Regions from separate parts of the Homo sapiens genome. Here region 2 is linked to region 1. Evidence: read pairs that join two places in POLR2A ChIA-PET (ENCODE). Cell type or tissue: HepG2. All regions are shown on one strand. Links, peaks and the distances in the headings refer to the core of each region. The heading gives the core; the rest is flanking DNA. Region 1 has its middle 8.4 kb from the start of CCNJL. Region 2 overlaps SLU7 (spliceosome associated SLU7).

Evidence for each region. Peaks named below come from ENCODE experiments on the same cell type or tissue, not always from the same donor. Only the 100,000 strongest peaks of a DNase experiment are listed, where the experiment ranks them.
Region 2: POLR2A ChIA-PET joins it to region 1 with 5 read pairs; 6 of 35 experiments call an interaction of 5 or more read pairs at or near these places.

The regions. Positions count from the first base shown.
Region 1 is chr5:160,319,539-160,322,365 of GRCh38, reverse strand. It overlaps a transcript of CCNJL not described here. Among named protein-coding and RNA genes, the nearest start is that of CCNJL, 8.4 kb to the right of the region's middle. In HepG2, for the core only: no CTCF peak of the experiment used is centred there; no DNase peak of the experiment used is centred there.
Region 2 is chr5:160,415,754-160,418,545 of GRCh38, reverse strand. The region is part of intron 1 of SLU7 (spliceosome associated SLU7); the gene reads left to right. Among named protein-coding and RNA genes, the nearest start is that of SLU7, 1.9 kb to the left of the region's middle. In HepG2, for the core only: no CTCF peak of the experiment used is centred there; no DNase peak of the experiment used is centred there; H3K4me3 peaks cover 1,136 bases.

The DNA of each region.
Region 1 (2,827 bases), core at 13-2,512:
AACTAGAAAAAAATCAAAGCCAACATTGAAGTCTGGGGCAGTCTTAGAGCCTTAGCTGTAATACTGAGCTGGTGGAAGCAGGCTGGGTTGGGAAAAGAGGGAAGAGGGCAATACATCAAAAATGTCCTTAGAGACGTGATTAAGTTCCACATCTAAGTAAATGGGAACTTCACCCTTTAGGTGTTCAGAGGTAAAACCTGGGGTCATCTGATTTCTTTCTCTTACACCTCACATCTAGTCCATCAGCAGATCCTATAGGCTCCTGTTTCTAACTATGCTCAAGATCTGGCCCCTCCTCACTCCCTTCACCTCTTCCCCCTGCCCAAGCCAGCCCCATCTCTCAGCTGGATTATTACAGTAGGCTCTGACCTGGTCTGCCTTTCCTCACCCCCACTGCCTATGTGCCTGGCCAAAGACCATTCCATCAATATCACAGTGGTTACCTGCTGGTAGGGGGCAGGGTTGGGGGAGGTGTTGTTCAGGATCTTAATAATATATATATTTTTTGAGACGGAGTCTCACTCTGTCGCCCAGGCTGGAGTGCAGTGGCACCGTCTCGGCTCCACACCCAACTAATTTTTTTGTTGTATTTTTTTAGTGGAGACAGGGTTTCACCATGTTGGCAAGGCTGGTCTTGAACTACTGATCTACCTGCCTCTGCCTCCCAAAGTGCTGGGATTACAGGCGTGAGCCACCGCGCCCGGCCAGGATCTTAATAATATTTTAATCGTGCTTTAATAGTGGTACAAGGAGAATGATACTTGCGTAATCAAGAAATTTTTCATAGATTTCCCAACCCTTCTCCACCCCAAGCCTGAGTCCCCTCAGCTGAGCGGCTGCGACCGTAATCCTTGGCTCTTGAACTTTGGGTCTTTGCAGCCCTGGAAGCTACGGAAGCCCCTCATAGAAGGTGGCTTTGTGGCATCCAGGTGGCCCAAGGAAAGCAGCACCCTGCTGCTGGCAGTGAGGAACTTCTAGGCATGAGGGTCCCCCGGCAGGCTTGTCTGGTCACCTTTCACTGTCCAGTCTCAGTCTCCTTCCTGTTTATTGTCTGTTGGAGGAGCAGGGCTGGCAGGCTCAGGGGGGTTGAAGTTAATGGTGCCTTTTATTTCCTCCTCCTGGAGTCTGGAAAGCTCTTATCCCATTGTTCCCTGCAGAATCCCTGTCAGGCTGGAGGGCTCCTATCACACACCTACGCCAGGGTTTCCAAGCCAGGGCTGATGTGGTGTGTCGCCCACATGGTGGAAAAAAAAGAGAGAGAGAGAAAGAGAGAAGGAAAGAAAGAAAGAAAGAAAGAAAGAAAGAAAGAAAGAAAGAAAGAAAGAAAGAAAGAAAGAAAGAAAGAAAGAAAGAGAGAGAGAGAGAGAGAAAGAAAGAAAGAGAGAGAGGGAGGGAGAGACAGAGAGGAGAGAAGGAGGGAAGGAAGGAAGGAAAGAAGGAAGGAAGGAAGGGACAGAGGGAGGGAGGGAAGAAAGAAAGAAAAAGAAAGAAAGAGAGAAAGAAAGAAAGAAAGAAGGAAAGAAAGAAAGAAAGAAAGAAAGAAAGAAAGAAAGAAAGAAAGAAAGAAAGAAAGAAAGGAAAGAAAGAAAAGAAAGAAAGAAAAGAAAGAGGCAAAGTCAAGCCAGTATTTTAAAATCAGGAGATATCTCAATTTCCTCTTTCTTTTGAAGTCAAACAATCTGGCAATAGTGGGCACCAATTCCCAAGCTTTCACAATTTGAGGGGATGCAGAAGGGGCTCCCCACCCTGGATGCAGCACGCACCCACTGGTCAACCACAGTCCTCATCGCTCCACACTGCTTCCTGGCACTGTGGCTGGTGTGGACATTGACTGTCAAACTCAGGCGGTTTTTTCCTCATAAAGAGGAATACTTCTCTCCCTCCAAGTTTCTTCCAAAGGTTGGGGAGTGGGGGAAGTTAGACCAGGAGGGCCGTAAGTCATCTTCTCGTTATGTTGTCTTCCTGACCCTCTTATCCCCCCAGATTGTGTCCTCTGGGATCGAATCCCACCCCCTCCTTTCACAGAAGGAGAAACTGAGGCCCATGGAAGGAAGGCTACTCACTCAAGCCTCACCATGGGTTCACAGAGCTTGCTTCAGGCTCCAAAGAGCAATGTCATCGGAAGGTTCTAGCCTGCTCTGTTATTATTATGGATGACAAAATAATATTAGAGAGCAATTTATACCTCATGATTCTTCATGTCATACAACAGTCCTTTAAGGAAAGAGTAGTTTTCTCATTTTACTAATATGAACAAGGAGGTCCAAAAAGCATAAGTGGCCCATAGAGGGTCACACACTTTCTAGATCTCATTTGAAAAATGAGGACAGTAACTCCTGACCAGTCTGAAGTCTGGGCCAGGTGATTCCCATAGGTCCCCGTTAGCTCCGCTATCCATGTTATCCATCGTTTATTTATTTATTTATTTATTTATTATTTATTTATTGAGACAGGGTCTTGCTCTGTTGCTCAGGCTGTACTGCAGTGGAGAGATCAGGGCTTACTGCAGCCACGATCTCCCCACCTCAACCTCCCAAGTAGCTGGCACTAACAGGCTTGCACACCACCACACCTGGCTAAATTAAAAAACAAAAAAAATTGTAGAAACGGTCTCACTATGTTTCCTAGGCTCGTCTTAAGCTACTGGACTCAGGTGATCCTCCCACCTCAGCCTCCCAACGTACTGGGATTCCAGACTTGAGTCACTGTGCCTGACCTGTTGTTTATTATTTCAGTAAACCTATATTGACGACGTCCTTTACTGCAGGCACTGGGCTAGATGTTGGGGATACAAATACGGAAAAGATACAGGTCTTGTCTTCGAGGA
Region 2 (2,792 bases), core at 13-2,512, 96 kb before region 1:
CTATTACTGTTTTTAGTTGGAGAAAATAGGTCCCTCCACAGCGACGGAAACTAGTGCGTACAACTTGGTGACTATAATACTTTATTCAGTTTTAGTTTTTAATATTTTAGGCCCAGAAGCCAATGTTCTGTGGACAAGTATAACATACTGGTTTAGAGAACTGACTTTGGAGTCAGAGTTGTGTTTGAAGTCCTTATTTCTTACTACAATGTGTTCTTGGCTGAGGATCTTACCTCTCAGAACCTGTTTCTTCACTGTAAAATGGTGTTCATCAGACCTATCTACTGGGCTTATTGTGAAGATTAGATGAGGTGATACACGGTAGGCTCGAGAAATGGTAGCTGTTTTAATAAAGATTAAATTTACCGTTGTTGTGCTTCTCTTCGCAGTATATTTAGGCCATCAGTTTATATGTTACACAAATATATGTGGAGGTTTTCTATAGGTCAGACATAGAAGAGAACACCTTTGAGAAGCATCGTAGACCCCCAGGCATTGAGCACTTTCCACTGGGAAAGAGCTTGTGTAAAGGCCCAGTGTCTACAGGGAGCACGGTTTGTTAGAGGAACTAGAGGAACTACAAGAAGGTCTATGTAGTTAGTAGAGAAGGAAGCGGGGATAGTTGTAATGGTGAGGCTGGAAGGTAGGCAGGTGCCAGACCATGGTGGACCGTGTAGGTGTGTTAAAAAGATGTCAGTTTTTAGAGTACGAATGATAAAATCCTTTGGAGCGTCATTTTTTTTTTTTTTTTTTTGAGACGTAGTCTAGCTCTGTCGCCCAGGCTGGAGTGCAGTGACGCAATATCAGCTCACTGCAATATCGGCCTCCTGGGTTCAGGTGATTCTCCTGTCTCAGCCTCCCGAGTAGCTAGGATTACAGGTGCACGCCACCACGCCTGGCTGATTTTTTTGTATATGCTTAGTAGCGACGGGGTTTCGCCAGGTTGGCCAGGCTGGTCTCAAACTCCTTACCTCAGGTGATCCGCCCGCCTCGGCCTCCCAAAGTGCTGGGATTACAGGTGTGAACCATCGCACCCAGGTGTCACTATTCGTTATGATAGTTATTAGCCACTTGTGGTTATTGAGACTGGAAATGTGATTAGTTTAAATAAGTGTAAAACCCATATCAACTTTTAAAGACAGAGTTGTTTTTTTTCTAATTCAAATTTGCAATTATAATATGTTGGATATATTACATTAAATAAAATCTTGTAAAAGTAATTTTACCTGTTTATTTTTACTTTTTTAATGTGACTACTGGAAAACATAAAATTACATGTGGGACTAGCATTGTATTTCTCTTAGATGGTGCTGTATTGAATTTTTGGACGGTACTGCATTGGAGGATTTTAAGCTTGGGCAGTAGGACATTGTATTAATCTGTTTTCACATTGCCAATGAAGACATAGCCCAGACCTGCCAATTTACTAAAGAAGTAAGTTTGTTGGACTTAACAGTTCCACGTGGCTGGGGAGGCCTCACAAACATGGTGAAAGGTACCTCTCACATGGCGGCAACAATAGAGAATGAGAGCCAAGCAAAACGGGTTTCCCTTTATCAAACCATGAGATCTCGTGAAACTTATTCATTACCAGGAGAACAGTATGGGAGAAACTGCCGCCATGATTCAGTGATCTCTCACCCGGTCTCTCCCACAACACTTGGGAATTACAGGAGTACAATTCAAGATGAGATTTGGCTGGGGACACAGAGCCAAACCATGTCAGACATGATATGATCAGATTTGTGTTTTGAAAAATTAACACTGCAATGTGGAGAATTGATTGGAGGGAATCAGAAGAGTCCAGTAAGTAGGAAAAAGTAATAACTTACACTAGGGTGGTAGCAGTAAGAATGGAAAGAAGTAGATGCATTTGAATGATACTCAAAAGGTGAAAATAACTGTTCTTAGTGATGAGATAGATGTAGGGATAAGCTGAAGCACTTAATGTAAAGGGACGGATGGTGTTGTCTTTCATTAAGATAGGGAAGAGTAGGAGATTAGATTTCAGAGGGAAGATCATGAGATTGAATTAAGACGTATTGAGTTTAAATGCCTCTGGCCTCTAAGTGGAGATGTCAAGTAAGCAATTGGATATATGTATCTGAAGCTCAGATAAAAAGTCTTGAATAGAAAAATACGTTGTTCCTTTATTATTTTTTATTTTATAGAAAAATAAGTTGGAGAGCCAGCAGTGTTGTATTGTGACCATTGAAGCCTTGGAAGTAAATGAGCTTATCCATTAGTGGGAGTTTAGAGTGGCTTAAAAGGTGCTGACTGAGCCTTGAGGAATCCAACATTAAATAACTGGGCAAAATTTGATGACAAGAGAGGTACAAGAAAAACCAAGAGGGCCAGGCACAGTGGCTCACGCCTGTAATCCCAGCACTTTGGGAGGCCAAGGTGGGCAGATGGCCTGGGGTCAGGAGTTTGAGAGCAGCCTGGCCAGTGTGGTGAAATCCTGTCACTACAAAAAATACGAAAAAATTAGCCGGGCATGGTGGCGGGCACCTGTAATCGAGCTACTCGGGAGACTGAGGCAGGAGAATCGCTTGAACCTGGGAGGCGGAGGTTGCAGTGAGCTGAGATCATGCCACTGCACTCCAGCCTGGGCAACAGAGCGAGACTCTGTCTCTAAAAAAAAAAGAAAAAGAAAAACCAAGAGAATGTAGTGTCAGGGAAGTCAAGACATAATATATAAAAAGGGAAGGAACAGAGCTGAAAAATGTCCATTGGATTTAGCACAATGGTCCTTGATGACTTAATGATGTAACTCTTTTCTTTAGAATGGT